Linked DNA regions of Homo sapiens: region 2 is linked to region 1. A link is an interaction called in ENCODE POLR2A ChIA-PET data of the cell type or tissue named here. Cell type or tissue: GM12878. All regions are shown on one strand. Region 1 overlaps VPS37B (VPS37B subunit of ESCRT-I). Region 2 overlaps DNAH10 (dynein axonemal heavy chain 10).

Region 1 (4,000 bases):
GTAGGGCTCAATAAAAAGTAATTGCAATAATTAATCACTTATATTAATAGTTCTCTTTTTGAAAGATGACTGACAATCATTAATACCAGATCATCCTGAAAGTTACTAGGATCCCATTTCAAGAATGTTGAGTAAATTATGATTTGCAATTAGCCTAAAAAACATTTACCTTTTCCTTTTTTTTTTTTTTTGAGAAAGGATCTTGCTCTGTTGCCCAGCTGGAGTGCAGTAGTACAATCTCAGCGCACTGCAACCTCTGCCTCCTGGGTTCAAGTGATTCTCGTGCCTTAGCCTCCTGCGTAGCAGGGCTCACAGGTGTGCGCCATCACACCCAGCTAATTTTTGTATTTTTAGTAGAGACGGAGTTTCAGCATGTTGGCCAGGCTGGTTTTGAACTCCTAACCTCAGGTGATCTGCCTGCCTCAGCCTCCCATAGTGCTAGAATTAAAGGCGTGAGCCACCGCACCCCGCTGCCACCGGCTAATTTTTTATTTTTGTTTTTTTGTAGAGATGGGGTCTTGCTATGTTGCCTCTTGAATTCCTGGCCCTAAACCATCTTCCTGCCTTGATTTCCCAAAGTGCTGGGATTACAGGCATGGGCCACCACGCCCAGCCAAACATTGATCTTTCTGTGGTCAAAATGATTATGTATTTGAGTAGGTATAGGGTGAAATGGTAAATATAACAGGCCTTTCCCAGCATAGAATTTCTTAACCTGAACCAAAGGATTTCTTTTTTTTTTTTTTTAATTGGCAGAAGGAAGTGTTTTAAATTGTAGAGTAAGGCTTCTTTAAGCCTGAGGGGATATTTTGTGGAGGCTGGAAAATGTGGCTAGGTTTTGAAGGCATTCACTGTTAGGTTTAAGTGCAGCTGTTCATTATGCGTCACTTACATTGTTTTAATTGTGGCGTGTGAGTTTCAGTGCAGTTTAAGTAGTGAACATGATTTCGGAGCTACGGTCCTCATTTTCTGGGCCTGTGTGTCAGTTTCTCTCTTCCTGTTCCTCCTGTTCATTATGCAATTCCCTAAATGTAGTATATCCTTCATGATCTTATTCTCTTGTCTGTGCTGCAGGCTAATGTTTCATATGCATGTATTTTATTTTTATTTAAAGTTATTTTTACATGGCAGTGGAATGTGCCTTCATCTGTCAACATTAACCCCATTGGACTTGCAGGGCACTCCCTTAAAAGGAACTGTCGCTTAGGGGATTAGGCAACTAAACCGGACCTCTTGAATTACTTCACTGTGCTTTCTGAGGAAATGCTGATTGGTTACTGCTAAAGATTCCACTAACAATTCAAATTGGGGATCTTTGTTCCCATGGCATGAAAATGCCCATGCCCGCATGCAAAAATGCTGAGGGTCTGAAAGACAGGTTGTTTTGTGGAAAGTAAAGAGCTCTGGTCTGGAAGAAGCTGTTTCCCTAAGGCGTGTTCGGGTGTGATTTGTGTGGGGGGCTGAAAGCTACTGCATGAATCATAATGGCTCATTGAAATGTATTGACCTTGCTTTAAATCCAGGGACCGGCTCCCAAACACACTCTGAATGCTGGTGAGACTGTTTTAGAAGCTAAGATTTGCACTCTTGAGTATAATACTACTGGAGTTTGTTTTTATCCATGTTTTATAATCATTATGTACGTGTAAAGGCTTCAACTTTTACGTTTAAATCTTTTCCATGGACCTTTTACATGAGTAAAAAATTACTGTGCCTAGGAATATGTACTGAAATTCAGTTGTATGTCATTTTATCCTTAAGTGAGGCATCAAGATTTCATGGAAAGCACGGAGCTGAGTTGTGTGACTTTAAGTGACTTAAACCCTGTGCTTCAGTTTCCTCAACTGTTAAAGGAAGGATAATATGCCTATCTTTTAGAGTACTTGTAAGGCTAAATGTCACAACAGAAATGGTACAGAGGAAGCATTCAGTAGAGGCCAGCTCCCTTTTATTAAGATGCAATTTTCAGAATATGTAGACTGGCTTAGATGAAATTTGATCAATTTATTTAGTTGCTCTTCTGCGTTTGCTAAAAGTGCAGTGGTGGGTGGCATCACACAGTGGTCGGAGTCAGAACTGGCTTTTGATACCAGTAGTTGACCTTTGACAAGTATTTAGTCTTTTTAATTGTAGTTACCTCACTGGAAATTAAGGAGAAAATAACAATAACCTTTTTCATAGCATTGTTGGGTAGATTAAATGAAATAAGTAAGATGCCTAATATGATACTTAGCACAGAGTGAACACTTGGTAAATAGTTATTGTTAGCTAAAAGGCGTAGTTTCCTTGATGCCCAAATGGAAGATTCCATTTCAGTTCCACAGCTCTTGAACACTTCCCTGTGCAGGGCATTGTAAGGGATAGATACACAAGTAGGACATAATTGCTAGATTATAATTTGGGAATAAACTAAATACAGAAATGTCTACAATACAAGAGGGAATAGGGAGTTTGTTAGGGAAGATGAAGGGCTCTAGAGGTAGATGGTGGTGATGGTGGCATAATAATATGAATGTACTCGGTGCCACTGAACTGTCAACTGTTCTCTTAGAAATGATTACGATGGAAAATTTTATGTATATTATACCACAGTTTTTTGAAAAAGAGAATAAGAAAAAGGCCAGGCTGGGTGCAGTGGCTCACACCTGTAATCTTAGCACTTTGGGAGGCCGAGGTGGGAAGATTACTTAAGCCCCGTAGTTTGAGACCAGTCTGGGCAATATGGCGAAACTCCATCTCTACAAAAAATAAATTAGCTGGGCATAGTGGCACACACCTGTAGTCCCAGATATTCAGGAGGCTGAGGTGGGAGGATTGCCTGAGCCTGGGAGGTTGAGGCTGTGGTGAGCCATGATCATGCCACTGCACTTCAGCCTGGGTGACAGAGTGAGGCTGTCTCAAAAAAAAAAAAAAGCCACGTGTGAATTCTAAATGACATTGAAGTTCAGATGAAAAAGCTCTCTGGCTACATTAGGTTTCTGATGCAAGAGACAGACTTTTTTTGTTTTTGTTTTTTAACTTACGTTCCCACAAAACAAAAGAGACAGACTTGGTGGGTAGGTAAACGTTAAGAAAATAAATTATTAAATAGAATAATATCTACCAGAGGGCACAGAGAATAAGGAACTTTGTCTACCTGCTACCCAGCCGAGGAAGTAAACACTGCCAACCGGCGGAACCCCCCGCCTTGTGCTCTGCCCTCAGTGTGCTCTTCCCCATGTCCACTGTTGTGAATTATTTATTTCTCTAAGTAGGCTTTTGATGGACAAAAATGGGGGCTCAGGAGGAAGTGACACAGGCACAGAGGCAGGAAAGCAGGGATGGGTTGTCCGACGAGCGAGTTCTCGTCTACTTTGGCCAGATGGCATGTACTTGTGTGTAGAGAAATGACAAGAAATAGGGCTGGTGAGGGGGAGTGCCAGGGTGTGCGCCCCATGGTGGTTAATTTAGGAGGAAACAAGGAGCTTCGTGATGATTTTGGAGCAGAGAAGCAGTCGGATGAAACTGCTCTTTTTTTTTTTTTTTTTTGAGACCGAGTTTTGCTCTTGTCTCCCAGGCTGGAGTGCAATGGCACAATCTCGGCTCACCGCAACCTCTGCCTCCCGGATTCAAGCGATTCTCCTGCCTCAGCCTCCCAAGTAGCTGGGATTACAGGCACGCGCCACCATGCTCGGCTAATTTTGTATTTTTAGTAGAGATGGGGTTTCTCCATGTTGGTCGGGCTGGTCTAGAACTCCTGACCTCAGGTGATCCGTCCGCCTCGGCCTCCCAAAGTGCTGGGATTACAGGCGTGAGCCACCGCGCCCGGCCTGAAACTGCTCTTTAGGGAGGTTAATCTGTCAGCAAAGCGTGGGCTGGCTTGGCGTGGCAGGACCAGGTTGGCGGCGGAAGTGGAGGTTAGGAAGAAATTAGGATTTGAGCTAGGGCTCTGGGAGAGGTATTCGGACCAGCTGGCCCGACTCCCTTTCTCACTTCCCCTCTCCTGCTGACCTGAAGTGCT
Region 2 (4,000 bases), 910 kb before region 1:
CAATATATGTTCTCATTAATTCCATAACTGGAGAACCCAGAAGTCAGATCTACCTGGGAGTTCTTCCTCACTTTTAGCGGCTGGATATTTAAAGAGATTTATGGCCTCTATTAATGTCAGCCTGGAAGAAATGTCATCTGCATTCTTATGAATCTGGTGGACGAGAGACTCAAATTTCCCAATGGCCTGTTTGCAACCAGTTATATAGTCACCGATACCTTTGAAGAAAGAAAGAAAGAAAGACATTTGGCTTCCAACTCTGTCTTTCCACATCCCCCCACCAACGTCTGTGATGTTAATACTGGCATCCCTTTGCAGGAAAGACCCTGCTCATTCCAACCCCTTGGGTCTTTGGGCTGGCAAAGATCCACTTTGAACCCTAAGGGACTGGGACAAGGAGTCCTGAGCCCAGAATCAACCAAGCAATGCATCTCTTCTATTCAAATGTTAGCACGGTCCTGGCTGGAGCACCATGGGGAGAAAGGGACTATCAAGCCTAGCTGTCTTCTCACTGCTGGAGCTCCCTGAACCTCCACTCTGCACCACCTGCCCGCAGCCTCCTCTGGCCTGGAGCTTAGACGAACAGCAAGAACATGAACAGTAAACTCGGGCTAAGTACTTACGATCGGTCTCACTTTATGAAAATAAAAACCCCAAAGTGGATCACAGACTATACTGGGAAACATCATACTATAACATTTTTAGAAACAAAACACAAGGAGAGAAAAAAACTTATGATTCTTCGACTTGACAGCAAAAGTAGAACCCATTAAAGGAAAAATTGATACACTGGACTTAGTTGAAATTTACAGTTTTTGCTCTACCAGAGGCCCTCCTACGAGAAAGAAAAGACAAGCGACAGAGTGGGAGAAAATAGCTGCAAACCACACATCCAATAAAAGACGAGTATCTAGAGTATACCAAGGATGCTCAAAACTCAACAGTAAAGAAAACAAACAATCTAATTAGAAAATAGGCAAAAGACATAAAAAGACGTGTTGCTGAAGAGGCCATACACATGACATATTTGTGCTTATTAGCACATGAAAAGATGCTCAACACCATTAGCCATTACAGAAGTCAAATCAGAACCATGAGATATCATTACACAGCTATCAGATGGCCAAAATTAAAAAAAAAAAAAAAAAGTGACAGCAAAACTGGCCAGGATGCAGAGAAACCGAGTCACTCATATATTGATGATGGAAATGTAAAATGGCACAGCCGCCCTGTAAGACAGCATGACAGTAAAACAAAAACAAAAACAAAAAAAGGCCACACGTGGTGGCTCACGCCTGTAATCCCAGCACTTTGAAAGGCCAAGGCGGATGGATCACTTGAGGCCAGGAGTTCAAGATCAGCCTGGCCAACATGGCAAAACCCCATCTCTACTAAAAATACAAAAGTGAGCCAGAAGTGGTGGCAGGTGCCTATAATCCAAGCTACTCGGGAGGCTGAGGCAGGAGAATCGCTTGAACCCAGGAGGTGGAGATTGCAGTGAGCTGAGATTGCCCCACTGCACTCCAGCCTGGACAACAAGAGCGAAACTCCATCTCAAAACAACAACAACAACAACCTTAAACTAAACATGCAACTACCGTGCAACTCAGCAACTGCACTCCTGGGCATTTATCCCAGAAAAAGTGAAGACTCCTGTCACACAAAACCCTGTACACAAATGTTTATAGCAGCTTTATTCCTAAGAGCCAAAACCGGAAACAACCTAGTTGTCCTTCAAAAGGTGAAAGGCTGAACAAACTATGGTACATTGATACCGTGGGGTATGCTTCGAAAATCCACAGACTGTTGACACATCCAACAAGGGCAGATCTTTGAAGACTTAGGCTGAGCAAGAAGAGCCAAATCAAAAAAGGGCTATGTGTTATCTCATTTATATAACACTCTGAAATGACAACATTACAGAAATTGAATAAAGATTCATGGTTGCCAGGGATTAAGGAGAGGGCAAGGATGGGAGGGAAGTGGACTTGACAGTACTCGCTGTGGTGTTGAAAATGCTCTCTATCTCGACTGTATCAATGTCAATATCTTGGTTGTGATCTTAACTAGTTTTGCAAGAAGTTACTACTTAGGGAAAATGACTAAAGGGTACGAAGGCTCCCTCTGTCGTAATTCTTAACAACTGCATGTGAATCTATAATTACCTCCAAATTACATTTTTAATTAAAAAAATAAAAGTAAAGGTGATTTTCTTTTGGGAGAAATGTGCTTTGGGTCTGCAGAGTGTGAAAATATCACCCCTCTTATCTTCATCCCAACGACAGCCTGGAGATCAGTTCTAAGTTCCGCAACTTGTATTTCTTAACCCTCAAAAATTGTTAATTGTCTCTATAAACATATGAAAATGGTAATTCAAATAAAACAACCTAAAAGAATTACTTTGCATCCCAAGTCTAAAAGGCAATCAATAGATGAATGACGTTACCTAGTGAGTTCCAGTTCAACCTCTTATATCCCGACCTAAACACTCGGAGCAGTTCCTGGGAATGATCTTTGAGAAGCACAGACTCCGCATCGTTTAACGTTCCTATGAGCATGTGATAATGATCCAACATGCGCTGTATCCCAGCTGTGTACCTGCACATGACAGGAATGTCATAAACCTGAGGAGAGCACCTTTAAGCTCATCAAAAGCTTTTGCGGTCAAGAGATTACAAAAGACCGTGGTCTCAATCAAGACCAACCTTGATCAAGAGATTTGCAGAAATTTAAAACATCACTCTTCTCATTAACTTTCTTTTTTGGAAAATATTGGTTACTTCTCATTAAAGATGTTATTTATATTACATGAAATAGGTTTACTATTGTTGATCCCTATTTTAAACTTTTCTTTTTTTTTTTGAGATGGAGTCTCGCTCTGTCGCCTAGGCTGGAGTGCAGTGGCACGATCTCGGCTCACTGCAACCTCTGCCTGCCAGGTTCAGGCAATTCTCCTGCCTCAGCCTCCCAAGTAGCTGAGACTACAGGCATGAGCCACCATGCCCAGCTAATTTTTGTAGTTTTAGTAGAGATGGGGTTTCACCATGCTGGCCAGGCTGGTCTTGAACTCCTGACCTCATGATCTGCCCGCCTCGGCCTCCCAAAGTACTGGGATTACAGGCGTGAGCCACCACACCCAACCCCATATTTTAAACTTTTCTTAGCTTCAATTTTTTTTTCTTCTTTTTTTTTTTTTGGATACAGGCTCTCGCTCTGTCTCCCAGGCTGGAGATAGAGCAATCACGGTTCACTGCAGCCTCAATCTCCCAGGTTCAAGGAATCCTCCCACCTAAGCCTCCCAAGTAGCTGAGACTACAGGTAGCACCACAACGCCCAGGCCTTAGCTTCAATTTCTAATGTGGTAAGAATTCATAATTATAAAATCCACAAAAATGAAAGCTTTTGGAGGGGTCCTCAATAATTTTTAAGAGCGTAAAGGGGTCCCAAGAACAAAAAGCTTACTGCTAATTTAAAAGAAGAATTTTTTTACCTAAGGAATTTGTCTTCCTGGAGAGCAACATTTCTTGCTAATTCAGGGACAGTGAACCCCAGCTGCTCTAAGTACTTTGTTTCATTAATAATCTCTCTGAGAGCCGGTGAAAAGTTGATTGCAAAAACAGCTCCCCTTTCTAAAGTCGAAGGCTCCTCTGTGGCGATGGAAGACTGTGGAAGAGACATTCCATCAGCGCGGCCAGGGCAGTCCAAGAGACAGTTGGATCAACACAACCCACACCAAAAGTGAACATGAAAAAGATCAACACTGGGCCCTTCACCAGACGGGGGTGCTGGCTGGAACTGGCTGGAATATGTATTTTGTTTGGTGAACGGAGATTTTGAAGAATCAATTCAGTTGCCGGCATTTGAAAATGGAGCAATTTCACCTAAAAATTCCTTCTGCCTTCCCTTGAAACACTGGAAAATCTGACATGGAGCAGTTGCCTCTTTGGTCGGATCTGAGCCCACCTGTTCCCTAGGGGTCCCACCTGGCCCTCTCCACTTG

Evidence for each region. ChIA-PET counts read pairs that join two places held together with the same protein. Peaks named below come from ENCODE experiments on the same cell type or tissue, not always from the same donor. Only the 100,000 strongest peaks of a DNase experiment are listed, where the experiment ranks them.
Region 2: POLR2A ChIA-PET joins it to region 1 with 7 read pairs; 1 of 35 experiments calls an interaction of 5 or more read pairs at or near these places.

The regions. Positions count from the first base shown.
Region 1 is chr12:122,889,251-122,893,250 of GRCh38, reverse strand. All of the region lies in intron 1 of VPS37B (VPS37B subunit of ESCRT-I), which reads left to right. Among named protein-coding and RNA genes, the nearest start is that of VPS37B, 4.9 kb to the left of the region's middle. RefSeq lists enhancers at 876-1,375, 1,376-1,877. In GM12878, no CTCF peak of the experiment used is centred here; no DNase peak of the experiment used is centred here; H3K4me3 peaks cover 741 bases; H3K27ac peaks cover 575 bases.
Region 2 is chr12:123,799,879-123,803,878 of GRCh38, reverse strand. DNAH10 (dynein axonemal heavy chain 10) reads right to left here. Exons shown (of 79, transcript NM_001372106.1): 15 at 3,491-3,663; 16 at 2,447-2,598; 17 at 54-218. Among named protein-coding and RNA genes, the nearest start is that of DNAH10, 40 kb to the right of the region's middle. In GM12878, a CTCF peak has its summit at 2,128; a DNase peak (open chromatin) is centred at 2,007.